2 separate regions of the Mus musculus genome follow, and region 2 is linked to region 1. A link is a loop called in an ENCODE intact Hi-C map of the cell type or tissue named here. Cell type or tissue: heart. All regions are shown on one strand. Each heading gives the region's core, and the rest is flanking DNA. Links, peaks and the distances in the headings are about the cores only.

What was found. Hi-C counts contacts between places; a loop is a spot of excess contacts. Peaks named below come from ENCODE experiments on the same cell type or tissue, not always from the same donor. Only the 100,000 strongest peaks of a DNase experiment are listed, where the experiment ranks them.
Region 2: a loop joins it to region 1, with 10 times the contacts of the local background. A loop is called at or near these places in 21 of 42 quality-filtered maps.

What each region holds. Positions count from the first base shown.
Region 1 is chr2:64,959,390-64,974,826 of GRCm38, reverse strand. All of the region lies in intron 2 of Grb14 (growth factor receptor bound protein 14), which reads left to right. Among named protein-coding and RNA genes, the nearest start is that of Grb14, 56 kb to the left of the region's middle. In heart, for the core only: a CTCF peak has its summit at 9,184 (motif pointing left); a DNase peak (open chromatin) is centred at 8,296; H3K27ac peaks cover 944 bases.
Region 2 is chr2:65,114,722-65,130,158 of GRCm38, reverse strand. It overlaps Cobll1 (Cobl-like 1), which reads left to right. Exons shown (of 14, transcript NM_177025.6): 5 at 3,854-3,951; 6 at 4,042-4,266. Among named protein-coding and RNA genes, the nearest start is that of Grb14, 100 kb to the right of the region's middle. In heart, for the core only: CTCF peaks have their summits at 8,525 (motif pointing right) and 11,781; DNase peaks (open chromatin) are centred at 10,908 and 12,118; H3K27ac peaks cover 818 bases.

The sequences.
Region 1 (15,437 bases), core at 4,426-12,425:
AAGGCACGGAGTCACGTTACTGCAAAAATATCCTTTCTGAGTGGGTCTAGTGACACAAGGCAGTGTAGTGTTTCTCTGCTCAACACTTTAAAAGTTAACTGTTAACTATTAGTGGATTCCATTAAGCCAAAGGTCATGGTTTAACTTACTTGAAACAGAACAGATTGAACAACCCAAAAAAATCTTTTTAAAAAAGAGCCCCCCTTTTTAAAAATTGATTTTAATTTGTAGTTTTTAGTTTATTTTTTTCAGCCAGTCAATTACTAGTTGCTAAGTCCACCTTACTTGGCAGTGGAGTGGCTATACTGTAATGTCAATGTGTGCTCTTTCTTTTTCTTTATTTTCCTTCATGCCTTTTTCTTGCTTTAAGCAAATCTAATTAAAACATTTTGCTCTGAACTTGAACCATTATCTTCACTTAAATTTAATGGCGGTGTCACTTCTCTAAGGGCTAGGCACATGGGAAAAGTCCCTTAACGTTTATCCAATCCTGTACCGTTTGACATCTTTACCCAGTTAACGGCACTGCATAGGGTCACCAAATCTCTACCACGTGCTTTGTTTTATGGTGTGTTAATGGGATTGGTTGCTTACTGTCTGGACTCTTACTAGAGGAGCTATGTTGGAACATCACCCCAGTTTCCATTCTGACCTGTGGGGAGACAGTTGATATCTGGGACAGGACTGGGAGGTGGTGGTAGTCTGTGACCCTAAGCATAGATTTCACGTTGCCTTGGTTCTAGCTGAGATTTTAATTTGCCGATTTTTCACCAGACAGTATGGAACAATGGAAAAGCATGACGTCATTTTCAAGGACCTTGACCTATTAGCAAAGGTGGAATAGGTAGGAGCAAAACTTGGCTGGAAAACAGTTTCCAACACAGTCTACGCAAGAGAAAAACAAGGTGGCTTTGGAAAGATGTGATTTTTCTGCATTCTTTGTAATAAATATCTTATCAGATTGCCATTCTAACATTGCACAGGAAAGTTTCCAAAGGCCCGTTCTGTGAGTGTATACGCACACAACCTGGCACACCCTTGTTTTTTGAAAACATTTAGCCCATTTCTCCTGCTACTTTACCCCTAAAGGATCTATTTGTTTACTCAATCGGTTTGAAAACCTTGTTGTTGGTGGGTTTTTTTTCTCCTTAATTTTAGAAAATTCCACTTTTCTAACTAAAAGTCATCTACCTGCAATAGTCACAAAATTAGTTTTTTTGCCCTTGTTCCTTCTTTGAAGACTTTCCATACTCGCCATTTTTCATATGCCCTAAAATTTTAGATGATTTTACACTTAGCATGTGTTTCATTAAGTCTCAATTTGGTTCTTAGCACTACTCCCCAACAGACCTTACAAATAAACACAAGCACTTTAGAATACTGCCAGGGAGGACAATGTCCCCTCTTTTCCAGAAGGCTCTGCTCACACATTTTGCATAAAGCTCAAGGCCTGGATGAGAGGTCCTTGCCAGACAATTGAGCAGCTGGAATCCCTCTCATCCAAAAGGGCAGGGACATTTCTGAAAATGCTCAGAGGCACTTGAGGAAGGGGTCCTTATCAGCCAGCGTGGCCTTCTGCTGTGGCCCTTGGGATTCTGTTGAGTGATTAGAGGCTGAATTTGAAAAATAATCATTTACACAGAGCAGAGCCTGAGAGAGGCCCTGTAAATTCTGTAGATTGAAGAGAAAAAATTGGACTTCCTCTAATGCTGTAATGGTTGGAGATCATTGATTTCAGTAAATCAGAATTTTAATGTTTCATCAGATCTCTGAATCTTAGCATTTTTTTCCCCCAGATTATCTACTAGGTGGATCTTCCCCCTCCTCCCAGCTCCTCCTCCTCCATTTCCCCTTCCCTTGTCTGAGTCTCTTGGATGTCAAGTACCTTCTGCAAGGTCACCCAGAAGGTCAATGACAACACTAGAAATAGAATCCAGGCTTGGTGAGTTCCAAGGTGTTTTTCCTAGGTGTGTGTTATGTCCTGAAGCCAATCTGTAAATGGAATTGGCTTAGGGTGTGTACAGTTACCATTAACCTTAGCTCTGGGTTTAGTGAAGGCAAATTATTTCTCTGCACATCCATCAACTCCTATATGTTCTAGTGAAGAATATGTTTTATGTAGAAAGTGGCTGTTATGCTCCATTCTCTCTCTGTCTCTGCCTGCTTGTCTGTCTCTCTGTCTGTCTCTCTCCCTGTGTATGTAAGAGAGAGAAGTTGAGAGAGGAGAGAGAGACAGGGCAACACACACCCACACACCTACACCCATGTGCACACACATACACACACACATACATGCGCACACATACATGCACACACACAGGCACACACACACACACACACACACACACACACACATACACACACACAGGGTAGGGTGGGGCACCTGAACTGAAACTCTAGCCTGGCATATTAATTACACCAAGAAGAACACTTTAAGGTCACAGAATTAACAGTTGAACATTATGACATATAAAATAAATAAAATATAAAATGTCTGCAAGATCCAAAGACCTAACACCATATTTGAATTCTGCAATCCTGATGCCTCTGCTCAATTCATACTGCTTGTCAGATTATGCTTGCAAATTATTTCATATTCTTTATGCATCCTAGGAAACATTTGTAATAAGCACACAGATTCCTAAAGCAATTTCAGAAATGAAAGAGGAGGGAAAAACCCAATTTGTACAATATACTTTTTCTTAAGACCCAAGGTCGTTGGTAAGTGGGAATTCTACATTGATTCAAGATAGTATCATGTTCTAACCACATTTCTCATACAGCCAGGCATTTATGTAATTACACATTATCATATCGCAGTTTTTCCCAGAAAGTTCTGAGCGGACTCCTAGCTAGCTGCTCAGTAAACACATGCCCAGGCCTGGCTGGCCCCGGAGCTATCAGCTTCACAGTAGCCTGCAAGGGAGCCTTTCCCCTTCCACTTGAGATGACTTTAACCCCGTGGGCTCTGTGTTCCAGCTCCCAAGTTGGCTCTCTGGTCTCCAGTGTCCCTTGCTTTCTCTCCCAAATGCTATTGTCTAAGTCTCTTTCCGAACTGTAGGCTTATTCTAGTTCTCTAAAACCTCTCTTTGCTTTTCTCTTCAGTGTCTTAATTTTGGATGAAAAGGTAGGGATTTGTGACTCAGCAACCACGTCCTGTGACATCATTTTACGGTTGCCTTTTACAATACTGAAATCTTAGTACCCATCATGTGTATTTATCCCAGGCTTCTGAAAGTTTTTAGATTTTTCCATCTTCTCTGTGTGTTTTGCTATTTAATTTTTTGTTTTGTTTTGTTTTGTTTTTCAGTATTTGTTTTCAGAATTCTTTCTATTGCAATTCAGGTTTCACTTTTTTATCTTGTGATTTTTAATTTAGAATTTTGCTGCTTTATAAGCAGAATATAACTTTATGTGACAAGAAAGGAACAGAGACGTGGATCGCACAGGGGAGGGATTTGTTTTCTTAGGCCTTGCGGTAAAGATCAGTCCACAGCTCATCCTGTGATGCTGCAATGTCCTCAGGCAACCAAATTCTCTCTTGCTTATTATAAGCTCCCCGGTGTGGGTCTGCTTCCCTTTTATGGAGTGATAAATGTGAATCCGCAGGCATCCTGTTCACAGTCTTGGCTCTGAGGATGGATGCACACGGCAGGCAGGCAGGCAGGCTAGGGGCCAGTGCTAGCTCTTGTTAATGTGAGACTTAGAAACAAATAGAAGCTATGCTTACTGGCTGTGCCTGGACCCTGAGGGTAACTGAACTCAAAGCAAACTCCTGGAGCCTAACACGCTGCGCTTCTCTTCTCAGTAGCATCAGGATTCTTTCTAAATTCAATTTAATAATTTAATAGATGGATACTGTATTTATATCATTTCCCCTCCCTCTCTTCTCTCCCTGGTATATCCCACCCCCCACATTACACACACATAAATAAATATATACATACAACCTGTTGAGCCATTTAGTGCTGTTTATATGTATAGGACTGACCACTTGGTACTAGACAACTGTTTAGGGGTCTTCTACCTTTTTCTTTCAGAAGTCATTAATTTTCTATCGCTCTTCATCTAGAGATGGGTGAGTGCCTGTGAGGTCCTCCCTCCTTCATCTGCTTTGGCTTGTTTACTGATGGTCAGGTTGTTTAGGTCTTATTTAGGAGGTCATACTGTTGAGATTTTGTGGGTACAATTTCCTTTTTATATATAGCTGTCACTGTCTCATAGCAGGTATCATTATCATCAGGACATTCCAAACCTATGAGGCAACAGCGAGACCTTCGACCTGCAGACCTTTTGCCAAGACAACGACCACCATATTCCCAGAATCCATTTGGCTTACCTCCCACCCTTATTTGTGTTATGTCATTTTCCATATAAATAAGGAGAACGGCCCTTCCTCACTCTCTCTTCTTTCTCCTCTCTCCCCCTCTTCTCTCTGTGCCACTTCTTTGTCTCTCCCTTTCAATAAAACCTCTTCCACGTGGAACTGCTTTGGCCTAGCATGCTGTTTTGGCATAACCCACTATTCTATCACATCAGGTATCCTGGTCCTTTGGCTCTTACAGTCTTTCTGATCCTTCTTTTGTGATGATGTTCCTGGTCAGTTGGGACTGTAATTCACAGATTCAGTGCAATACTACCAAAATACAACATTCTTCACAGAAATGCAAAAAACATCCTAAAAGACAAATGTAATAAAGAAAGACTCCAAAGCAATCCTGAGCAAAAAGAACTATGCTGGAGGGATGACCGTTTTATATTTCATGATGTGTTCCAGATCTGTTGTAACAAAGACAGAAAGGCACGGGCACAGAAACAGACATGAAGATGAATAGAACAGAATATTCTATTCTGACCAAAACATGAGGATATATAACTGTAATCATTTTCTAAAACTTTTTCACTTTATATCCCACTCACTTCTCTCCCTCCGTGTCACTTCCTCCTACCCACAATCCTTCCCCTATTCCCCCTCCCCTTCTCCTCTGAGCAGGTGAGGGCCCTCCTGGGTATCCTGCCACCCTGGCATTTCAAGTCTCTGCCAGGGTAGGTGATTCCTCTTCCAGTGAGGCCAGACAAGGCAGCCCAGCAAGAAGAACATATCCATTGGAGAGGCAACAGCCTTTGGGATAGCTGTTCGGGATGCACATGGAGACCAGCCTGCACATCTGCTACATATGTGTAGGAGTGATGGAGCTAGGGCCAGCCATGTATATTCTTTGGTTGGTGGTTCAGACTCTGAAAGGGATTGCTGCTTGAACAACTATAGTCATCTTATATTTGACAAGTAGTGTTGGGAAAACTGAGTGTCAACATGTAGAAGAATGACATTAGATCAGTATTTGTCAATCAGAAAAATAAAGCAAAACAAACAAAACAAAACAAAATAAAACAAACCCAAAAAGACCTAACTTCAAATGGATGAAGAACCTTGATAAGAAACCCAAAACAATGAAACTTCTAGAAGAAAACAAAGGCAACACTCTACAAGATCTTGGTGTAGGAAAGGAGTTTCTTAATAGGACTCCTAACAATTTCCTAACAATTAAGGTACCAGAATTATTTAGAAAGATGTATGTGAAGAGCGAGCATGAGGGTCAGCTAGCTACCACCACTACAAGTGCCTCTGTCTTCGTTGGCATTCAGAAAATATTGCCTTGTTATTGTACCGTGTACAAAGTGTGGTCGTACGCTTCAGAGGAAATGGATTCTCTCCTTGTGTGGGGATGGTAGGCGGGCCAATTGTGCAGATGGATGCTTCTCTGAGTAAGCAGGGCCATGTACATCTCCAAGTGGTGGCTTGGAGAGTGAGGGGGGGGGAATCATTGCTATTTTTTAAATCTCGTTCCTGCTAAACTTTGATTTTCTTCCTCCTCATGTCATTTTTATTAGGGTAAATGATCTGTGTCCTTAACCCAGAAAGGTGTCACTCAGAGCACGGTTTGGATTGTATTTACACGGTTTTTTGTTGCTTGAGAAATAAGGTTTCAGAAAGCATTCTTGGTGGACAGAGTGTGTTTTAGAGGTAGAGAGCCTGGCACCTGAGTTCAGCTCTCTCTTTAGCCTATGGAGTAATCTTAGGTGTATCTGTCCGTACAGTTGCTCTATGTTCTTCAGAATGCTAAATTTGCCAGGTCTGTGTTAAAAACATTTAACACATAGTAGAAGCCAAGAGAATGTGAATTATTTCTCTGACCCAAGAAAAGACGTGTGCTTTGTGTTCATTTGTTGGGTTGGTTTTGATTCTTCTGGTGTGGATAGTATGTGTGCTTTCAGAGAGACAGTCCCCATATGTAACCCAAACTAAGCTAAAACCACTACATTCTCTCCTCCAGCCGCCTGAAAGCTCAGAGTACAGACAACTTGCCACTATGCTTGGCTTTAAAACATCATGTTTTATTAGCTTCATAAGTGATTTAAATTGAATGAGAAAAAATTTTAAATAAAAAACTTTATAATCATCAGGAATTTAAATGTCCGGCTAAAGTTGTTACATAAAAATTTTTGTTGTAGCAAATGCATTGAGTAGAAACTTATTATCCTTCATATCATGCCACCAGGGCCAAAAGGATGGTGTACTTTTTAAATTCGTTTTATACTGCTCATTTTTTTGTAACTGTGTTTATGACTGCCATGAGACTTAAACAAACAAAAAAGCAAGCAATTGACTGCTAAGCTATGTTCATGTATATATCCCTATCATCTGTCTTTTCTGGGAGCACAGACTGAAGTACAACAAAATATGCAGTTAGATTATTCAGTATCGTAGGGTTGTTAGTCAATGGCTGGCAGGCTGTGTAGTTGTAAGCTAAAGCTCTTGGATACCTGTATGACAGTGGGGCTGAGCCATCTCTAATCAGGACGCGGATAGCAGAGGCATAGTCTATGCAAGCTGAGCATTCTTAATTTAAAAACCGAAAGACGAAATACTCCTAAATTTAAAGATTTTCTGTGAAGCCGTGTGATGTCATGAGGAAAAATAATGTATACCAAAGACACTGAATAGAATTGCCCACAGGCTTTGTGTATAAATGAAACGTAAATGAATTCTGTGTTTACAGAGAGATTCTTTCTTTAGGATAGCTCATTGTGTATGCAATATTCCAGAGAGAGAGGGGGGAGGGAAGGAAATCTGATACACTTTCCACTCAAGCACTTCAAACAAGGGGACTCAGATGGAAATTAGTATTATTTGTGTAAGTGTTGTTTTTTGTGAAAACAGGATACTGACCTACTATTAGTATTTCTCAACATTATTGTTTTTCTTTATTCTTCTTAGAGTTTTATCCCTTAGGGTGAAAAGCCACAGTCCCAGGACTTTTCATTATTTTTATCCAGCTCTAACTTGTGGCTTTTGGCAAGATGGAAGACTTTCTGCCATCCTCATAGACCAGTAGAAATCAAAGGAAGAAAAGAAAAAAAAAATCAAAGGAGCTGTGATCTGCTTAGCACTGAGTCCAGACTCTTTTTAATCTTTGTAAGAACCTCCCAAGGCTGCTGGTCAAACCCATTTTGGGCGAGGAAGATTGGTTGGAGAAAGGCCATCCTCAAAGCTCCTGCTAATAAATGGCAGAGTGCAGGGTTGTAGGCTAGGCCTGTCTTCTCAGAAAGAAAACTTTCGTAGAACAATGGGAGCTCACGTGCTGCATGCCCCAGCTGAGGAATACATACCACATGGCCAAGCTCCTCAAAACAGCCTGGGCACACATACTATACATCCCTGCTCTGCACAGCATTCTGGATAGACACTGTGCAGCCTGCTTTATGGAACATCCTGTGTGTGGCCCTGTTCCACAGTGCAGCCTGGGCACAGACTGCATGGCCTGCTCTACAGAACAGCTGTGTTACTTTCTTCTCTTACCTGTATGCTTCACGTGGAACAATTCTCACCTCTTTTGCCAATCTACTTTTACCCGCTGACTTGGCGTTCCTTGCCGTGTCCTCAGCCTTACTTCTAAGTCAGTGACTAAGCTAACCTGAGAATATACTGGGGCTATAAGGATATCTTAGGACCTACTCACCATAGATGATTTTCCTTTAGAATTCACAATATGATTACTATGCAACATACAACACTGAGTGCTGTTAGCTCTTCATACATTTTAAAGTATGAGAAGTTGAAGATTTAGAAGATGTTCTCCTGAAGTTCCCCACCAGTCTGACCCAGATCAGATTCCAGTATTCTCAGCACTGTAGACACCTGGGCTGTAACTCCATGGGAACAGGCACCGAGCCTCACGTTATTTTGTAAACCACAATGCCTGGTCCATGCCTGGCACACAAGGCTGATTAAAAATAGCTGGAGTGATGGCCAGTCTCAGACTCCTGCTCGGGACTGTCTGAAGGGCTGGCTTTCTTGGCGGCGCCCCAGTCGCCTGAGCCAGAATTTAAAAATAATAATCTCTTGTTGGCAAAGAAAGAAGTAGGGCTTTTGGTAATTTCAGATGCTACTTCCCTCTGAAAATGTAAAGATTTCCACCCTGGTAAAGTATTAAAAATGTTCAGCCTTCAGACAGTCCCCCCCCCCAAAAAAAAGACATTAAAATAGTATTTGGTAATCATAACATTTTCAGAAAGTTACTAAAGCCCCATGACCTGTCCTGTGTCTCTGTACTTTGGAAAATATCGACAGGAGTTTCTGAAATTAAATTAACTCTAGCAGCCAAATTAATTTTTGAAGAGAAATTTTGATATCAGTATTCTAAATCACAGGATCTGAGAAATATTTTCTCTTTCTCTAACACACATGTATATTTATGCCTGTATATATGTTCACAGGATATTTTCTCAATGTTAATATAGAAGCAACTAATCTTAAACGTCCAACTGTTCAGAAATTTAAAAAATCTACTTTGATACAAGATTATAAATATATCAAGAAGGAACTTCATGCAATTAACAGTCTTTTGGTTTCTGTCAGTATACATATTTGCTTTTTTGTTTTACATTTATTTATTTACTATCTATGTGTGTTCGGGGTAGTGTGGACATCTTTGAGGAGGTGAGAGAATAACTTGTGGAAGTCAGTTTCCTTCTTCCTCTCTTTGGCACCCACTGTATGTCCCCACAGGATTCATTTAAAGATGCAGCCTTGGCAGCAAGCTGAGCCATTGCCCCAGACAGAAAAATCTATCTGGGGTCTGTATTAGTACCAACTCAGAATAAAGCCTCCCTCTGCTGGCTGTTTCTATAGTTGCATGCTTTGTAACATTCAGAAAACAATGAAAACGCAAGCAACTCTTTGGCATTCAAAAACTAGGTGCTTTGTGACATACATCTCATTTATATATTCTGGTGTGATGCTTAGCTTGCTAATCTTTTAAAAGAACGTGTCATGAAGCAGTCGCAGCTTAAAGAGGCATGGACACTGGACTAGCAGTGGGGGAGGAGTTCAGACAGTGTCTAGGTGGAGCCAATACAGGTTCCATGGTTCTGCCAGGGAGCAGGTGCCTGAACAAGTCACTTCTTCCCTCGCCTTGGCTTTCTTCTTTCTGAGATTAGGACCTTTGTCAATTGTTCAGCCTGAATTCTGCTAACTTTTATTATCTTATTATTCTGACAACATTGTGTGTGTGTGTGTGTGCTTTGAATAGGAATATGCACGCTATGGGTTTCACACAGATACATGGGAACGTTTAAAGGAAACAGAATTACAGCCTGGATATAAATTGGTTGTCCTCTAGAACTGTCACAGTATGGGAATGTTAGGATTTGGAAAGTTATTTTTTTCAGAGGTGTGACTTAAAGTCTATAGAGTAATACGTAAACATCACAGGGAGACTGTACATAGCATATACCATTGGCTGTTTGGCACTATATATCACATGATAATGTCATTCAACACACCTCTCATTAAACTCCAACAGACCTTTAATGGTAAAATTCATTTGAGTTTCTGAGACATTAAATTATGGGGAAAAAATTTTAAAGATCAATGAAGACAAATAGTTCCTAACAGTGCATGCGTGGGTGGATGCTGTTTGTCTCCATAAGAGTGTTGCAGCTGGATGCACCATGTCTGCATCCTTTTGTCTGTCTCCTCATCTCTACACTCTTTCCCCTCCTCCCCTCTCCTTTTGTCCTTCTTTCTCACTGTGTGAACTGATTTGAACTTTTTCACTTACACATGTATAGTGGTTATTCTGAGAATAAATGGTTACTTAAAAACTGAAAGGAGACATCAGGATAACATTGTGCCCAACCTAAGCTTAACCAGTGGTTTTCTGCCTTAAGTGTGGTTAAGTGTTTGTTAGCATCTGAGAAGGTTTGTATCATGTAAAGAGGAGTTAACCCTACATGACTACATGTATCTTAAAACACTGACTATTCAGAGACAGGTCTTGGATGACGTCATTGGGAAATTAGCAAGGGATTTTTGACTTGACTCTGTATAATGTACATTGGATTCAAATGCACAGAAATGTGTGTGTGTGTGCACGTGTGCACATATGTGCATGTGCACATAAGTATGTGGGGGTAGCTTAGAATGGAAGCTTATACCTATGTGTGTCCACATATGCACATGTGCACATATGTATATGGGCATAACTTTGGATGGAAGCCTATATATGAGGCAGATTTGCATATGTGGCAATGTGGAATCTCTTTCCAGGTCAACTTTAGGACATGTCCACTAGTGAGACTATAAGGGGCTACTTTTGTCCAGGAATGCAAACTTATTTGAAACATCCCAAATCTTTTCCTATTGCATTCTGGCCCTAGTATGCAGAACTAGACCCCTGGCTACTCAGGTTCTTGAGTCTTGATTTGTTTGCTTTGACCAGGCACTTTTTTAAATGGGATATTTTCTTTATTTACATTTCAAATGTTATTCCCTTTCCCAGTTTTCCCCGATCCTGGAAACCCTCTATCCCATCCTCCCTCCCCCTGCTTCTATGAGGCTGTTCCTCCACCCACCACCCACTCCTACCGTCAATTCCCCTACACTGGAGCATCTATCAAGCCTTCACAGGACCAAGGACCTCTCCTCCCATTGATACATGACAAGGCCATCCTCACATATGCAGCTGGAGCCGTGTATATTCCTTGGTTGAAGGCTTAGTCCCTGGGAGCTTGGGGGGGTGGTTCTGGTTAGTTGATATTGTTGTTCTTCCTATGGGGTTGCAAACCCCTTCAACTCCTTCAGTCCTTTCTCTAACTCCTCTATTGGGGACCCACCCACCGCTCAGTCCAATGGTTGACTGTAAGCATCTGCTTCTGTATTTGTAAGGCTCTGGCAAGGCCTCTCAGGAGACAGCCATATCAGGCTCCTTTCAGCATGCACTTCTTGGCATCCACAATAGTGTCTGGGTTTGGTTACTGTATATGGGATGAGTCCCCAGGTGGGACAGTCTCTGGATGACCTTTCCTTCAGTCTCTGCTCCACACTTTATCTCCACATATGCTCCTGTATTTTATTCCCCTTCTAAGAAGGACCGAAGCACCCACACTTTGGTCTTCTTTCTTCTTGAGCTTCATGTGATCTGTGAATTGTATCTTGAGTATATGGAGCTTTGGCAAATGGATGGAACTAGAAAATATCATCCTGAGTGAGGTAACCCAGTCACAAAAGAACATACATGGTATGCACTTAGTGATAAGGGGATATTAGCCCAGGCACTCTTTATAACTGTCAAACGGAAGCAGAGCAGCAAGCAAGCGACTGCTAAGCCAAGGCTACTACACAGAAGGTGTGGCAAACTTCCATCCTGTAGTCTTAAAAATAAATAACATTAGGGATGAACTTAAAGACCTTGGGTTAGTAGGAGCTTGAGGGACCTGACTACTTAAAACCCCAATCTTTCAAATGTGAGAAAAGGTCTGGGGCAAATCTGCTGTTAGTAGCTAGCTCCCCTTTCCATTATGGTTCTGTCACCATCAGCTGTTGAGCAGTCAATTCTCTTGCCCCTATTGAGGAGAGCCTTGTAAAACTTCTATTTTAAACCTTATTACTGTATTCTCAGATAATTTTGAGAGGTGCTTTGTAATTGGGGTGTGGCAGATTTCGTTCTCCATTTTACTGGTCTGAAGGGAACCCGGTGCTCAGCATGTCCGGATGAGACCACCCTTCTCCTTGGTCTGCTGGCAACTGTGAAGTGTCACTAGTTCTGCTACAGCAAACCCAGTCTTATTGTTGTTGTTGTCATTGTTGTTATTATTATTTGCTTTTCTTCTTCCTCAATACCTTTTCTCATACTATTTGCTTTACCCAGGTTCCCCCTCCCTCTGTGTTTCAACTTTTTACACAATGTCAAATATGACAACAGGCCACTTTAAGTCCCAGATTGGGTTTTGTTCAGCTGAGACTTTCTATGAAAACTTGCTACTATTTTCTCTTTGGTCTGCATGTGTGGTTTCAAACTTGAGGGCTCAATAGTGTTGTTGTGGAATCCGTAATGTCTCACTTGGGGTTACAGACAATGAGTCTATTCACCATAGAATAACTATTTCATTTGTCCATTGTGAGCCCCGTGTTCTGTGGGCTGCTGGAGAGAAGATAGGAAGCCGCTGTGACTGATGTTGTGTGGTGTTCTGTGTAGCAATGGCTTTGTGGGTTTGATGGCACAGGTACACCACGCATGGTATAGACATTCTGGCCTTAAACTGGAAAAGTCATTGACATTTTCCTTCCAAGAAATAATGGTGTATCTGAGACTTTAGGGAAGAAAAGTAGGTTTCAGGGAGATAGTTCAGATAGTACCAGTAGTCAGTGCACTATGTCAAAGCATGCTGTGTTCTGGAAGGAGCTAGGCACTTGTAAGAAACTGAGGGTGAGTGGGGGTGGGGTTGGGAGTGGGGGTGGTGAGATCAGGGAGGAAGGAGCAGGTTGTGTGGAATGAAGCTGAAAAGCAGACTAGGATAAGGCATGGTCTTTGTTATGTCAGTTCCCGAGAGTCAATATTCGTGACATTTGCGTGTTTTGAACGAATGTAACTAATTAAAAATGCATAGTTTCTGCTCAGGCATAAGGATTGTTGAATATTTCTTTCAAATTTCCTAAGACTTTGTTATGTGGTGTCTCTAAGCTATGTACTCCTTTGCTCTCAGTATTTCACACCTAGAAAAAGTTGAGGAAGGGCGCAGGGAGCAGCAGCTTTGCTGGAGTTACTGAGGGCTGCTGGAGCAGCGTTCTTTTGGAGATTCATTGTTTGAAAAGCAGAGATATGGAATAAGAACTAATGAACGCATTATTTCCATCCCCTTAAGCAAACACACAGGCTTGTTTAATTCAAAATCCTTACACTGTCTCCTCTTATCTCTGGCCACAGCATTCCTTATTTAGAAGAATGTGAAGATCCAAGGCTGCTCTGACCTTGCTATAAAAATATTCATATGATTTAAGTACATTTGCTCTCTGTTTAAAGAAAAAAAACAGCAAGAAATCTTGAAGCATCAGAAAATGTTTTGTAATCTTTCTCTAGTTGCTCATAACTTTGGAAGAGTTATAGAAACAAAATGAGCTCCACTTTGGGTCCTAGTGCAGGGAACTCTTCTGTGGACTTTTTGTCTTAACTTTAATCTTCTAGTAATTATACGTTAGTGATAGAAATAATGGATACATAGGATTAAAGAATGAAACTTAAACACTGGAAGATACACTTAAAATATGTTTATCACATTATTTTAAATACAGTACTAGTTAATATTAATTGAGCTCAGATTTTTTTCCTAGACACTCTAGCCCAGGAGCAACACAGTCCAGTCATGCTCCAGTCATCATTCCTCTGTTTGCCCTTTTTCTTCTTTCTCTCTCTCCATTCTATTTGTTTTTTGTTTTAATGATTGATCTCATACACTTCCCCACTGTGACAAGCTGTGTTCTCTCTCTTATTCTCTGAAGAAGCTGAGGACAGTGAGGGCAGGACGTGGGGCATTTATCAGTTTCCCAGGATGGCAGTTTGGAAAGCCCTTGGCAAATACTCATTGGACACTCCTGATGCATCCCCAAAGCTCTTGAGTGCATCCAGCTTGGAAGGAACTGGGGATCCTCTTGCATCCCATTGTTGTGGTCAGCTATGGGGGGGGGGGGGAGGGGGGTTAAGGAGAGGGGGAGAGACCTTGTTTAGTGTCTGCTCTGTCTTCCTGGGCTTTTCCATATAATAAACTTCTCTGAGAATCAAATTCCAGGTAATTTCACAGAAATCCAGAGTGTTCTGAGAACAAGGCAGTGTGTATTGCCCTCACTCTCAGCCTCTCTCTTTCTCTCTTTATTTTGGTTCTTTTAGACACAACCTTCAGCTTATATTTGAAGTATTTTGTCTCTAAGTCTAGAGGTTGTAAGGCCCTCGAATGTTTTTCTGAAGTCAACCTTTTTTTCTTCTTCTTTCCTCTCTATTGTTGTGTCTTTTATTTAAAAAGAAAAAAAAAGGTGGATTTTGAAATCTCTTTCTGCTGCTCACTTTGTATGGGAGAACTGGTTTGCTGGATCAGGAGTCTAAAGACATTCTGGTATATCCCCGTAAACGGATACACTCACTGACACTCGAGACTGTGAGGACTACACTACCGTGACCAGTGATTTTCGTGCTTCAAGTGGGCGCTGTTAGAACAGATTTGAAGTTGTAAACTGCTCCTAAGGCAGAGATGGCTCAGTTTTCTCAGTCTGTCAATCATCCATCCACATGGAAGGATTTCTCATCAGAGCCATTGTATATACCGTGGCATCCTTTGGGGCAGTCTGTTTATGCTAGGGAGATGCTGTAAACATATCCCATCAGAGCTGTGTGTCTCTTGTTACTCAACTGTCTTTTCCATTGGGAAGCAAAGTCTGTTCCTATTCTTTGGCTCCAAGCAGAATTTCATTTGGTGTACAATTGCAAATGATATTAGTCTTCTCATCCTATTTTCTTCACACTAGAAAGCAAGCTGGGAATTCGGGGGACTTAACTAGAAATGTATTACATCCCTTTATTAAGTAGCATGGTCATACAAATGCCCAGCCCTTTTTATCTTTCAGGCTGCAGCGGAAACAGGATGCTAATATTATGTTCTAAGGGTTCTGAAGAGCAGAACTGCTTGTTTTCCCACGATCCTTAACAGCCCCAGCTTGAGGTGTGCACCCATCAGTCCCGTGTCTTCTGTGAGGAACTGATTTCTTTTTCTTAGATAGGAAGGTGTACTAATGCTTTTTGCAAGAGGCCTAATGCCACTTGAGAGTTGAAGCTTACTTTATCTTTTCTGTCGTCACGAATTTAAAGGAGATAAGTAGACATAGAACAGAGTTCTCAAGGCCTTTCTGCACTAGTGACATAAAAAAGTTTCTATAAACAAGTGGGTTCCAGAGACCTCTGGGATGTGCTGTAGAGGAAAGCTAAACTAGGTGAAATCTCGTCTTGCTCTCTCACACACACACACACACACACACACACACACACACTCTGCACACATACTATACAAACATACACACACACACACACACACATACACCAATATACACC
Region 2 (15,437 bases), core at 5,097-13,096, 150 kb before region 1:
GATGTATGAAGTTGCAAGTTATTCAAATCTCAGGCAGCTTAATGACTTAAATGTGAATGCAATGCTGAAATTTTTTGTTGTTTTTTTTACATTTGTAACTGACATATTCCAGTTTGGGGGAAAATAGCTCAGAATGAAGCTTTTATTTCTTCTTTCACAGAGGTGTTCTCAGAAATACAACAAACTTTTAGCCTTGAAGCCCTATGGTCCTCACTGTTCCTTGTTAGCCTTAGGAAGGCCCTTGTGCCGTGTGTACTGCCTATGTAATGTTTGAGTTATTAAAGTGTTTATACGTGAATACAGTTTTCCCTTAGAACGTTGCTATGACAGAGCGCACTAATCCGTGTTTTGATATTAACTATCTGCCCTGCTTTTCTTCCTGTTGCTGTGATAAAACACCATGACCAATAGCAACTTGAGAAGGAAAAGTTTAATTGGCTGACACATCCTGATCACAGTCCGTCCTTAAGGGAGGCAGAGGCAGGGACTCAAGCAGAGGAGGAACTTGGAGACAGATTGAAGGAGAGACCATTGCTTCCTCTGCCTGCTTTCTCACTTAGCCTGGGATACCTACTGTGGGGTTACCCTAGCCACAGGAGACCGGACCCTCACCCACAGGAGGTTGAGCCCTCCCATATCAGTTGTTATTAAAGAAAATGTCCCAGAGACCTTTCTACAGGCAATCTAACGGAGGGAGGCCTTTTCTAAAAGAGGTTCCTCGTTTTCAGATGGTGACAGCATATGTCAAATTGATTAAAACCAAACCAAACCAAACCAAACCAAACCAAACAAAAACAAAACAAAACAACTCAAAGGAAACCATAACCCAGACAGTACACTCTTTTGTGTTCCTACATTGTGATCTCTACATTGATACATGTTATTTATAAACACATTTTAAACAAAAGCATGTAAAATTATACATTTACTTCTAAGTCCCATTAAAGTTTCTCCCAAGGCCTCTGGCTTCTGTTACTCTATCAACACTAGAACCTTACTGGGCTCCTCTCAGAAATCCTGTTGTCGCCCGGTGCCATGGAGATCCTGTAGCTTTGGATCTGTAGGACTGGCCCCTTTGTATACTTTAGCAGTTCATCTGTGGGGTAGATGTTGGGGTGGACTCAGAGGCCTAGATCTGGGCCTGAGTTGTGGGCTCATCGTCCTGCCTACTCTCCTGCTCTCATGCCCTCATCATCAGCTCCTGCTACCAGGGCCAGCGCTACCCTGCTGCCTAGGTTAGCTTCAGGGCCTGTTCTCTTGACTGTTGTAACCAGTGAGGGACATGGCCAGTTTTGCCACCCTTGTGACCCTGGGCCAGCTTTCCTGCCTGCCATAGATAGCAAGAGATGAGGGAGGGGAGGAAGATGTGTCTCCCTTGTCTGTTCCATCACCCAGCAGACAAGAGGCAAGGCTGGCTCTCCTGTTGTTCCATACTCATTGCTGTTGGGGGCTGGCTCATCTGCAGTCCCCACATCAGGGCCCAGGCTAGATACAGGGCCTGCTCTTCCCAGTGCTGCAATAGATGAGGGGCCAGGTCTTATCTCTGATGTCCTGGGGCCAGCTTTTTTGCCTACCACTGGTAACAAGGGTGGGAGAGCATTTCTCCCTCACCCATGTCACCCATGTCACTGTAATACAGACAACAAGACAACTAAGAGGGCCAGCTCTCCCACACTCATAACCTTGGGGCAAGTTCACCTTCGCCCCTACCACCAAGGTCAGCCCTCTTGTGCTGCCCAGGTATCTCTCAATTTTTCTTAATGTGAAGTGCTTTGTTTCCACTATCATTGAAATTGTTCTGGTTTGCATAAAATTCCCATGTTTCTTTGTGGAAAAAATATTTTCACAGTTGAGTCCTAGTCTCTCCTTCTTTGAATTTATAATTTTTTTTTTAACTGAAGACACAAGGCCCTTTGTTTTACAGTCCATCCTGTAGTCTGTTTCTTTCAGGATAGATCCCATGCACCCTGTGGGTATAACTTCACCTACTTACTTATTCTTGTCAACTGAGTATAAATATAGAGACTTGACAGGTTTGGATGAGATAATTTGTGGCAAGAATACTTCATAGGAGCCAGATAATGTTTGTCTGTAGTCCAAACTCCTCAGGAGGTGAAGGAGGAGGGATTGTATAAGCCCAGAGCTGTAAGGCCACCCTGAGCTACACAGAGAGATCCCTTTCATAAGTAGAGGTTTGTACTTCCACTTACAGACACTTTAATAACATCACAAATCATCAGCATCTGCCGTGTACATCTTAGCTGAAAAGGGGTGCTGGTCTTAGGCAATCCTCCTTTCAGCTACCAGCTCTTGTTTTAAATCTCCTGTATATAAATGTGTGGGACAGGGTGAGATTGCTGGATGGGAGTGTGTGTGCTGTGACATGCATATAGCAAGCAGGATAATTGCAGATATTGGTCATTGTATTCTACCGCTTGAGCAGGGTCTCTTAATGTGCCTGCCAGGTAGAGGGCCCACAGGTCTCCAGTGGTTCTCCTGTCCGCTTCCCACCATGTTGTAAGAACACTAGGGTTACAGATGTATGTTCTCACGTCCAGCTTTATGTGGGTTCAGGGACTCGGATCTCAGTTCCTCAAGCTCACGTGATACCTATCAATAGCATTACTTCTATGGTATCACAGTTGTCCTGACTTTTGCCAATAGAAATCATTGTAGGATGGTCCCTAAGTCCTTTAGTATGACTCCCAGTGGACTTTGGTAACCTGCACCCTTACATGACTAGTTGTTGTTTGTAGCTCATTGCTTTCTACAAACAATAAATCAATTGATGCAGGGCCATCATGCTTCCTTTCACTAGGATACTGTATTGGAAGCATGCTGGGGCACAGCGGTTTAGATGCTGGCTTGGCTCTTAGTTATTGACCCCTTCAGTTGATATTAGGAAACAGGTTTTGTTTTGTTGTTGTTGTTATAGTTGTTGTTTTTATTTTAAAGAAAGATTAAAAACAGAGCCTTGAAGTTTGGCAGTTGCTGTTCTAACTAAAGTTAATCAGCACTGTTAGTATTTAGGGCTTGGTAATTCTGGAACCAAGAGAACTTCTAGGTTAAACAAATAGCATTTAAGAGACAATACTTGGTCCAGTCTTCCCTCAGTGCCTGAAGGAGATTGGTTGTGAACCCTTGAGGGTACCAAAATCTATGGAAACTCAAGTCCCAATATATATAGCTTATGCCCACGCCCAACCCCCCATATACATTAAATCATCTCAGGAGTGTTTGTGATACCCAGTGCCTCAGAAATGCTTTGTAAATGGTCATTATCGTGACTTTCAATCAAAAATGGTGGCAAGGAAAAATCTCTGTATGTATTCAGTACAGATCGAATTTTTCTTGGAGAATTTTTCCATGCAGAGTTTGTTTAGATCCACGGGAACAGAGAGACTGGCAGCCGTAATTATAATGGCTCATGCTTTTGCGAGTGAAATGCTTCATGGTTGTTTAGCTCTGACAAAATTATAGCTGAAATAAACAAAAGGATAAGCTGCGTGGGAGAAGCGTCATGTGTCACTGCGATGCAGCCTTCTTACTTTGCATTTGTAATGCTGATAATTACACAGTGCCTAAGAAATTGAATTCACTGTCTAGCTGTGCCTCCTGGCCCTGGCTGTGTGTCTTTGCTTCTTCCTTAAGCTTCACTTCATTCTCATCTAACGTGGTCACTGTGTTTGCTTGTTGCTTTGAGAATTGGGTGAGGTATATGGTGCCTTGCTTAGTGACTGTAGTGGGTGACTGATCACCAGAAAATCCTTTTAAAGGGAGGTTAGAAGAGAAACACTGGGAATGAACGTTCCACCCGTGAACAAAAAGTAAATTGTTTTTCATGTTTTTTCAGAGTCCTGCCAAATATCACACAACCCGGACATTGTGAAGGAGAAAGAAAACAAAGGGATTTTCAGTTTTTTCCAACGCAGCAAGAAAAAGCGAGAGCAAGTAGGCATTTTCATGCACCATTTTAAGATTCTTAACAAGTATTTTTAGAGTGGTTTTTATTTTGACCATTGCCTTTTGATTTTCTGTTAGACTGCCAGTGCTCCTGCGACCCCACTAGTGAGCAAGCATCGTCCATCTTTCACGAGGTCCAACACCATTTCCAAACCGTACATTTCCAATACCCTGCCCTCGGATGCACCCAAGAAGAGACGTGCCCCACTGCCACCGATGCCCACATCCCAGGGTGCTGCTCAAGGCCAGGAGAGACGAGCGTCTTGTGTGGAGAGATCCACCAGTGTGGACGACACAGATAAGGTAGCCTGTGTTTGCCTTGTTTCGCAGGTTGCTCTGGGGAGCATCTGTTTTTTCCGTATCTAACTTATCTTTTTCCACTGAGACTCCTGAGGAAGAAGCAGTTATTAATATGTACTCAGTGGGGCTGGCGAGAAAGGTTAAGAGCACTGACTGCTCTTCCACAGGTCCTGAGTTTAATTCCCAGCCACCACATGGTGGCTTGTAACCATCTTGTGGCTTGTAATGAGATCTGATGCCCTCTTCTGGTGTGTGTGAAGATTGTGTACTCACATACGTGAAATAAATAAATCTTTAAGAAAAAACTATGTACTCAGTAGAATAGTTACTGGCAAGGTTGATAGAAAAAGATCATGGATACTTCTGCCATGTCTTTAGATGTCAGTTTTAAGAAGCTTCCATCCTCAGCCAATACAGGATACATACGTTTTGTCTTGCTTTACTTCATCACAGTCATTGGTTGCATGTATGGGGAATTAAATGCATATTTTGACCATATATATTTTTTAAAACTGCATAGGTGATATGTTCCGTGCTTGCATTTATAACCTCTGGCATCTTCTGAGATTCTCCAGGGAAAATCCTGGTGTCTACTTGATCTGTTAATGCTATGTTTTAAAAACAAGCCTTTTGGGCTGGAGAGATGGCTCGGCCGTTAAAGGCTAGGCTCATAACCAAAAATATAAAAACAAGCCTTTTAATAATGTGTGGCTGTTTTATACTCCTATTGTCCATCCAGAGGGGATGCGCTACGTAAATCATTATGTCAATTTACAAAACGGAAAAAAAAAGTTCATTTATTTTCGTGTGGGCACGAATGTGGGTGGCATGTGGAGGTTAGAGAACAATGCATGTATGTTCTGTCTCTCAAGCATGCCAGTTCCAGAGATTGAAACCAAGACATCAGGCTTGGAGGAAGGCCCCTGACCCTCTACCAGCCAAACCACCCTACCAGACTTCCTCAGTAAAATAAAATTGTCTAAAAAATACCTACACATTGCTTGCCTTATTCAGGAAGAGCCTAAGTAAAACTTAGTAAATGTGTTTGAACAGAAGATGCTTATAGAGTTGGCTCAGATAGAGTGAGTGACATTGAAAGTAAAATGTATTTTGAGATATTCAGACACTGAGTGGAGTCCTTTAGGAAGTTAAAGGATTTTATTACCGTTCTAGATGATTAGCAACTCAAATAGAGAAATGAACTCTTTAAAAACTTCGTATTTTTTTAATCTAAGTTAATACTGTGCCATAAAAAACAAACAAACAAACAAACAAACAAACTCATTTTACAAAACAGAGGGACGATTTCTTTTTCCACTGAGAGAATCATTTGCTGAAAACCTTCCAAGGTATCCATCCATCCTGTAGGTGGGTGACGCTTCACAGAAAAGGCAGTCTTTGTGTTCAGTCATAAATGTGTGTGGGAGTGCAATAGTTGGGTGGAGAACTCTGTTCAGATTCCAGAATGCCAAGGATACAGCGTGCTCGGGCCTGAGTGAGAACCAGACAGCAACTAATCAGGGAATACAGGACAAAGCTGGTCTCAAAGACCTCCTTCTGTGCATGGCCCCTTTATACTTCTTCATATGAGCCTTTTGAAGATTATTTTGTATTTTAATTACCTGAGAAGTGAACTGTAAGAATGTAACTGACACTCTCACATAGCTACCAACTCCTCTTGTCTTCGGATAGAAGTTATCTCTGTTCCAACTATCCTCATCCAAGCCATCCCAGTAGCTTCTGTGTGCTTCAGTTTCCAAGGCGTCTACATCGTCTTCTACTGTCTGCCTCTTGGAAGTCTGATCCACTCCACCAGCGACCTCACGGAAAGCTGGTTCTTTTGATTCTCATCCTCTGCTCTGTGACCACTTGGTGCCCTGTGTTAAGTGATTTTTTTTTAAATATTGCCCTTGGCAAATTACACATCTTTATGCAATTTTCTGATTATTTTGTCTTTTGATCTGGACATCTGGGTAGTTCTTTGATGTATTGTTCAACAGGAACCAGAATTATTTGCTTTTCCCTAGAGAAGCTGAAGGACTGTGTTTTGTTTATTCGTTACCAAAATCCTTAATGATTAAGCTGGGGTTATGTTTGTCTGCATGTATCTGCTCATATACACCACTCAGGAAAGAACACTTGCTTTCCTGGGCATCTCCCATGTTCTAGACTCAGGGCCAGGTGTTGTGTGATTAGACACCCTTCATTTTTAACTCCTCCTTCACCTTACTACCTTCTTATAACTACTAAGTTTTTTGTTTCTTTTTTTCTCTTCTTCCCTCCTTCCTTTCCTCCCTTCCCCTCCCTCACCCTCTCTCCATGTCTCTGTCTTTCTTTATCCTTCCTTCCTCCCTTCCTTCCTATTCTACTACTTTCTCCATCACCCATGACCATACCTGAATCTGTATTCTTAAAGTCTGTTTATTATTCTTATTAAGAAGCGATATCTGTTCCTCAGCTTGGTTTTGTTTGGCTTTTTTGAATCTGTGAATGAATCTTTTTTAAATTAATTTATTATTATATATTTTCTTTATATACATTTCAAATCCTATCCCAAAAGTTCCCTATACCCTCCCTCTGCCCTGCTTCCCTACCCACCCACTCCCACTTCTTGGCCCTGGCATTCCCCTGTACTGGGGCATATAAAGTTTGCAATACCAAGGGGCCTCTCTTCCCAGTGATGGCCTGTAGTGGTTTGAATAATGCTCCTCCAGGAATCGTCTTCAGGCCCTAATGTAACAAGATCCTAAGACTTAAGAGTCCACAGATTGGCCTCCCATGTGAGTATCTTATTGATAGGTCCCTGGCTCTTCACCTGTCCCCATTGTTCCTGTTTGGAGACCCACCTTTGTAATTTCCTACCTTTATGCACCACAGTGCCTTCTGGGAACAAAAAGTGCACTTCTCCGGAAGCCCACTTCTATTTTGCTTGTCCCTCTCTCTCTAAGCCCTAATACTTGTAAATATGATTTAGAAATAGTGTGCATATGGATTTAAGTTTGGAGGTACCACCATCTTTTCTTTCAGTTGGGCTCTAGTGCAAAGGCTAGGGCCCTTATAAGATAATTCATACAGCCAATTAGCATGAAGACAGAAGAGAGTTGTGTGCAGCCCCAGGCCAAGCTGGGTGTCCTGCCATACAGGAACACTGGAAGCCACCGGAGAATGCAGCAGGCAAGGAGAGTCCTTCACAGAGAGCATGTCTTGTCACATGTCTTGATTTCAGATTTCTGGCCATTAGAACCCTGGTTTAAACCATTGTGACGTTTTATAACATTCCTAGGCAATCATCATGTCCATTTTGTAATTCCAAATATTCTTGCTGTTAAATTTGAACCTGTGAATACTTACTGATTGACTTTGTATGAGAATTGGCAGATCTATCATGCAACCCAGGGTTTTACCAAACTGTTATCCAAAACTTCATCGTCATCTTGGTGTTCATTTGTTTTATTCTTTTGACTTCTGTTAGAGACCAAGGCTTCATTTAGTCTCATCCACAGTGTCTTCCCTTCCTTCTTCTCCAGTCATTTCCCAAAGAAACTCAGAGTAGACAGAAGAGGACCAGCTTAATGTACCTTCATACTGCTCTCTGTGACCAACTGACACATTTATATTTCTTATTTAACGTTTCCCAGCTCAGAAACTGTACCAGCGCTTATTTGGGGGGGGAGGGGCAGGGGTGTCCCAGGGACGTCTGTTGACATCATTTTCCTTATAAACCTTATCAGTTTCGGGAATGTTTCCAATTCTAAGCAGGACATTTTAGTCATTGTTGTTCAAGTGAAGTCTCCTCCTCTGTCAGAAAGAAATGATGGCACCTCTGTCTTCTGCTTTCTCACCTCCACAAGGTTGAATCATTCCTCATCTCTACTGCCTGATGAAGTGTGTTCTAAGGAGAATAACCATGACTCTGAACTTGCCTCATATGTTTTAATTTCTGTGTACCTATAGGTATTGTATTTATATACGGTTAACTCTTGAGCTGATAACTGTTTACATTCAAATATTCATGACGTTCAGTAGAACACTCCAGTTGCTGAATGAATGTTACTTATTTTGGTTGCTATTTTGTTTACAATTTTAAATAAAAAATATGGATGATAATTAAGCATTACATGCCACCTTGAACAATGTAGTTGAGGTTTTAGCAAACTTGTTTTAGTCACTGAAAGTAGTAACAGTGAAATAGGAAAACATAATAAAAGGAAAAATATCTATGAAGCAAGCTGCTATTGCTTGTGATGCAACTTAGACCACAAGGGTGCGCTGTTTAACAGTACAGCATTCTAATCATTTCCAGTTTTACCCTGAAAGCTTCTTAAAAAATAATAATAATAAAAGAAAATGGTTTTATGATGTTATAAATTTCTTATTTTGATTGTTAAGGAGGCAGAAAAGTAAACTATAAATATTAAGTATTAGTAATACATGAAAATTATTTATGATGGTCAGTGTATTCAGTTTAACCTTTGGTTCACTTTGGTCCCCCTTTAAGTAGTCACTGGTCTTGTGATCCCCTGTAGTCAATGCTTACTTTAAATGTACCTGGTTTTGAAAAGGAAAAAGTGTTGGCCACGTCTCTTCCACTTTTGGCTGTCTGCATTTGATAACTTGCTTCATTCTTCTAGGGCATTTCTCAACATTGGCAAATGGAGATATTTGGATAGTGATTTTGGAACATACACTGGAATTATTCACATAGCTGGCTGTTGACTTTCAGGCTGGTTTTGACAGTTGCTGTGTGTGCTCTTCCCGAAAGTGGTCCATTAACGATCCAAGTTCACAGACCTGTGTAGAATTTCTGCATCTGACAGTCCATCTAAAGAATAAGTTTCACTGAAGCTCCATTTCAGTGTGTGCTAATTTTCATGTCCCTAAATTTTCTGTACACTTTGGCATCATTTTCAGCCTCATGCCACTTTCTCTGTATAGGTGAATATATTATATCCTGTGAAAATGTTTAATTCAAAATGAATTTCCAGTTAGAAATTTTCTAGCAGTTTTTCCTAGAACTTTTTGAACGTGTTATCAAACAGACTTTTTCTCGTGATTTGAAATGTCATTTGTGTTACAAGGTCTATGGTATTTGGCCTTTTTTGTTATATATAGGAACAGTAACTGTATCCCTATATGAAGTGCGTGTAACCATATGAAGTAAGATTGTCAACAAAATGACATCGACAGCTTTGGGGAATAAGACTAAGTATAGAAATCTGAGTCCTAGAACCATTTACTGTCTGTTGAGGACACCTGTAGCAAAATCAGTCGGCAGAGGACTGCCTTGTTTCCATCAGTTGGTCTCTTAAACTTATGTTTCAAGTGGAAGTGGAAGAGTTTAAAAGAAATTGTTGGAAATCTCCACCTGTAGAATTCCCAAAACCTTTGGAGACTTTTTGACTCCCACCTTTAGTGTGGCTTTACTGCTTCAAGTCCTCTGCATTCAACAGTAAATAACTGTCCCCAGCCACTGGCATGGTGTGTAACCTCCTTGGGGTAGGTTTGTGGCTGGAAGCACAGTAAAGGGATAACCTCTACTGAGCATTTCATTTGGTCTCAATGTGTGTGCTGCCACAGACAACATTCGAATATTGGGAAACCAAGACTTCCTGCCATCTGATATTATGCAAGTGAAACTTAATACCCAGAGTATTCGTTTTTCAGTGGCTGACTCAATTTTTTAGGAATGCTTTGCATGCCTCTTTTACACAGTTTTATCTTTATTTTTTTTCCCTACTTAATTTGGTTTAGAAGCAGATGATATGCCCATGAAGCAAGTAAACATCTGTTTTTTATTTTACTTGGTGAATTTTTCCAGTTATTTTATGCAGACCAATTAAGGTTGTACTCCCTGTTGTAATAGATTATGTATTTGTACTCGTTAAGAAATATTTCTCTTCCTGCTTTTTTTTTAATTTGGGCTATCATGTAACACTTTATTTTCTCTCCTGCTCGCGTCTTGTATTTATTGTATGGAAAGTGGACCCCACACGGAGTTCAACAGTTGCCTAGGAACTGTGGTTACCATGACAGTTGCAGCTTGATATATGAGTACATCTGGCTCTACTTCCAAAGCTATGAGTGGATTAATGCATCTGAAAAAATCTACCAGCACAGTATATTCTTTCCTTTTTCCCATGCATAATGTGCATCATTTCTTTGTAACTTTTCTAAGGTTTGTTAAGGAGTCATGGCCACGAAAAGCGAGGCAGCGGCGCCTGCTTATGTGTTTAGTTTTCCTATTCCAGGCCAACTTCTACAGAGAACACTCCATTAATCTACACTCAAGCCCTCTGTTGGCACTTTCAGGTGTGCTTCAAACCTAAAAGTAAAGGGACCTGCTAATTATATTTTAACCTCTAAAGAAGAAAAATCTTCAAAGAACAAGAGCTCTTGACCATTTGTAAATTGAATACACGTTTCTCTTCCTTGTCTATCAGTAAGCAAAAGGCTGCCTGTGCCTTAAGCTTTACACTAGGTCACAGCAGAACACTGAAGTCAGAAGTCCAAGGCTTACATAGCCTCTGGCCTACATTGGTGTTGAAGGCTGCATGAGTAGGTGTGCCCTTCTCTACTCAGCAGCATGCAGTAACAGTAGCCAGGTCAGAGGAAGCATGGCCGTGGTATGAGTGTGTAGGGAGGGATAAAGCTTTCTTGATAGCTTTGGCTTTCTCTCTGGGCTGAACTGAAATGCCCTCCTCCCCCAGTGTATTACTTTGGCTGTCATTTGACTTTGGCATGGGTTCTAAGTTCAGCTCATCTGTAAGGTGTTCTCCTCACCTGTGCCTAGAAACATGTCAGTCCAGTTTGTTCGGATTACAGGGAACCACGATCTTCACCATGTATTCTCGTTTACTTTGGATCGATCCTAGGTTCTACTTTCTTCTTGTTCGTAGAAGATGTACGGCTGAGCTCAGTTCTCATCTTTGGGCTTAAAAATGTTAAAACCAAGATTGTCACTAGCAAGCCACGATTATATAAATAGAGCTCAGTGAGTGAGGGGAGGGTGGGACTGACGGAAACACTGATGTGTCTGAAGAAGAAGAATGTACATGTCTGTCAAAGGCATAAATAGCATAGGCTTAAAAATTTGTCTTTTTTTTTCTTTGCACAAAAAAAGGGCCAGTGTGCATGTAAATGGAAACTGCTCAACCTCTGTGTGTCTTGTGTCACCTTGGGCTCTCCTAGATACTCTGTGGTGTTTTTACTCTCTGCTGTAGTCTTTCCATCAACTTTCCACACTAAATGAACTTGTCCATTGCTGTGTTCTTTTTCTCTGAGGAATAAAATTTTCTAACTAAATTTCCCAGAATCTTCAAGTTCTTATATTGCAAAACTATGTACGGCTGGCTTCTACCTAATAAAAAAAAGTTCTGTAGTCTGGACCTTTGGTTGGTGGTAACCAGGTCACAACAGCTACTCCTATTGAATGACTCCTGAGACCCAATGTATGATAGCAACATTGAAGACTTAACACCTGGCATCTTTCTGTGTGCACTTATTGCAACACAGGAATCCACACAAGCACCTTGTGGTGCAACAAAGAAATGGAAGGCTTAGAGTGTGAGAAAAATGTGTTCATTTGCTGAGCTTATTAACTAGAGGATATAAATGTCACTGTTAACTAATAATGAATTTTGCACAAGATATGTTTGATACAAATCTTGTGACCAACACAGCCACGTGGAATTCCTTGGAGGGCCTTAACTTTAATTAGGAACAAAAAGTCACAAGCTAATGGTGTTGATGCCACATGGAACACCTTCTGGATGATCTAGCTCTAATCTTATTGGCTTCTACCGTAGTACTTATTTCAGAAGAATGATAGGAGTGGTGTTAAAATTGGCAGAGGAGATGACTGCTCACATAGTGTAGGTTGAAGAGCTGCAGGCCCTGTACCTGATGTCTCCTGTCTTTTGCTCAGCCCAGTTGCTTGTACTTGATAGGTCACATCTGTTTACCCATTCCTTCACTTGGATGTTGATAATCTGAGTCAATCCTGACAAGGTAAGACTTTCCATGCTATCAAGGAGAACTCTTAATATGGGCTTAGGTAGATAATAATAAAATAATAGGTTTTTCTCCAGAGAATATGCTATTATAGAGCAGAGATTCAGATCTTTGGAAAAAGCTTTTCCATATTTTACCTGGAAATAGTTTATTTCTAAAAAGCTTCAATGACAAACAAGTGGCATGTATGTTTCCATCCAGTATAAAGGCAGTTCTCTTTGCATGTGTTTATACAGCTGTAAAAATTACACTTGAGAAAATAAACAGCAAAACCTCAAAGGGCTGACCAGTGTTTGTTAGGATATACAACAATTGTTCTTTAAAAAAAAATTCCCTTTCATTTTAAGCATTGCTTTTGTTCCAATGCAGTTATATTGATTTTATTACTGAAAAAAAAAAAAACTTGCTTACAGAGCATACCTACTTTGCAAATTCAATTTCTCATATTTCTATATTCCATTAATTATGAAATAATTACATTCAAAATAATTATATTTCAAACCAACTTGTGTGTCTAACTTGTAAAATTAATTTAGGGATCTTCCACCAAGAGTTAAAACTCAACCATCAGTCATACGTGAAGTTGGGACATATTCATAGTATATTTGCATAAGCCTAATGTCAATCATAAGATATTTAATAGATTTTATGCTGTTGAAAAGGTTAGCTGAGCATAATGTTAAACTTTCCTTGAAGAAGAAAGGGAATTTTAAGATTAGAGACCATTTCAAGTGGTTAAGTCCCCGCTAAACCCACCGTTCCCCAAATTTAAGAATATTCCTAAAAGCAGATATAATCCAAGATCTCCTATTAGAACATTTTGCAACATCATTGCAGTTGAGCTACACTGTTTCTCCTCTTTAGAACATTTCCCCCCCTGTATTTCTGGTTCATGCAGGATTTGCTGATTTTACTGCCCATGTTATGGTGTACCTGTGATTAATATGTAAGCTACTAACATCTCCAGAGCCAGTCCTCAGTACTGCTGTGGGCTACAGTACTGCCTTAATTCTGCCTTCTTCTGTTAGATTTTATGTCATTTAAGTAAGTGAATGCTAATCTAGGCATGGATTCAGATGGTCTATCTGCTATGGGTTCCCATCTGACCTTACCATGTTCTTTCACCAGCATATCCTATTTTTTCTTGTAATATTTCCCTTTACACGGGTCACAACATTTGTGGGAGTGTGTTCCTGTTTCAGTTGCAAGGCTTACTAATAGTGCACAGCCTTATCAGTGGCTTTAACTAGAGCGTAGAATTGAGTAGCTAATGATTAGCCAAGGCAGGCTCTCCTAGGGAGTTAGAAATCTGGCTTTCTTTTCATTTTGCAAACCCTTCAGACTTAAAAACAATTTAACCTCAGACCTTCTTTTAAAATTCCTGTCATGATTTGACTGAAGGAAATGAATTTTGATACTGAAACTAGAGAGTTGTAAGCAGTTCATTCTAATTAGGCATGGTTATGAAATTGTTCAAATGTCTATGCGGCAGTACACATTTATCTACTCGTTGCCAAGATGTAACAGACTAGTGTTAAACCTTAATTATTACTGGAGTCTTTCATGGTATGCTGCAGTGACTTAGTGGGGGTTTTTATGCAATAACCCAACCTTGGATGCAGAGCATAAACACAGTTGGGTTTTAGAGTTGATTCCAAGTCAGATTCCAGTAGGACTCGATTTCTGTTCTCTCCTAGGAGAGATAGATGATGTAAATGTCCTCATTTCATATCGGTACCTCTCTCTCACCTCAGTACCTATTATTTTCTTATTTACAAAATAATATTCCCAGCCTGAAAATAGACAACTGTTGTAGGAGTGCCAGCTGATGTCTATGAGGTAGCATGTGTGGTTTGCTAGGCTTTATTCCATTGTGCATGCATGATGTCATTTGGGTAACCCAGACCCTTTCTGACATAGATACTTTTCCTGGCTATTGTGCTTACTTTTTATACATGAGAAGGTTGAAGTTACCAAGACAATTCATGACATGTCTCCTGGCTGAACTCCGAATACTGACTCCAAATCCCATTTGTTAGTAGATATTACAGTATTCTATCTTCCAAATTGAGAACACTCGGTAAGCCTCTCTTTAGTCAGACAAGTTCACATTTAATAATACTCAATAAATTGGCTGGTCACTTTAGAACCTTATCATGTGCATTTCTTAAGATACCATAGCAGTTCTGTACATCTGTTTTCTAGTGTTTGATACTCTTGACTTTGGAGCCCCTCCAGTCTTACATGTTACATCCTCGACCTAAACATATAATAGTTGTCTTGGCTACGAGTTAGATAAAAAAATACTGAAGTCTTCTAATTTATACACCCCTGCCTTTCCTGAAGACTTTAACCAAAGGATATATTCAATAGATTAAAGGTTTCTTCACAGTATAGGGGCCTAGGGCTTCACTATGTATTAGGAAAAGTAATGCTTTAGTCCACATAAAAGATCTTCACATTTGACTCTTGTGGCCTTCTTTGCTTTTATCTTGACTGACTAGTTCTTTCCTGAGAGAACTCTTCATGGCAACCAACCACCTTTTGTCTCCCTATTTTACAAGAAAATAAAACATATCAAGCTACTTTCTTAGAGACTCACATTAATCTCATTCCTATGTCAAAATGAAATCTGTATTCTTGTCATCAACTTACTGTTGATGACCTAGAGTCACTATTCTTATTTGTTCAAAATTCCTGACTTTGGACCATTTGCACCAATCTTTATGTTTTTCTTTTGTCACTAAAGTGGGTAAGTTTTCATCACACCGCATAGACTGTGCTTATGATAGGCCTTTAGGTCTAGCCTGGTGACCTTTAGGTCTAGCCTGGTGACCGAGTAACAGTCACACTCTCCTCTAATGGCCACTTTCTTAGCATCTTTGATTCAAATTGTATCTTGAGAAATGGGGATTTCTGTCTACTTGCTCTGCAGGCTAAAGGAGTGGATTTCACAGGACAAGGTGGTAAAGCCCTTTCTTGGATGTCTGTGTTTTTCCCTTTAAATTGTCTTCATAAATTGCACGCACGCGCACACACACACACACACACACACACACACACACACACACAGAGAGAGAGAGAACATTTATAAAATTGCAGTTCATCTCATTTTGATATGTTTTAAATTCCTTATCCCTAGAAATGTAAATATCACATTAAAA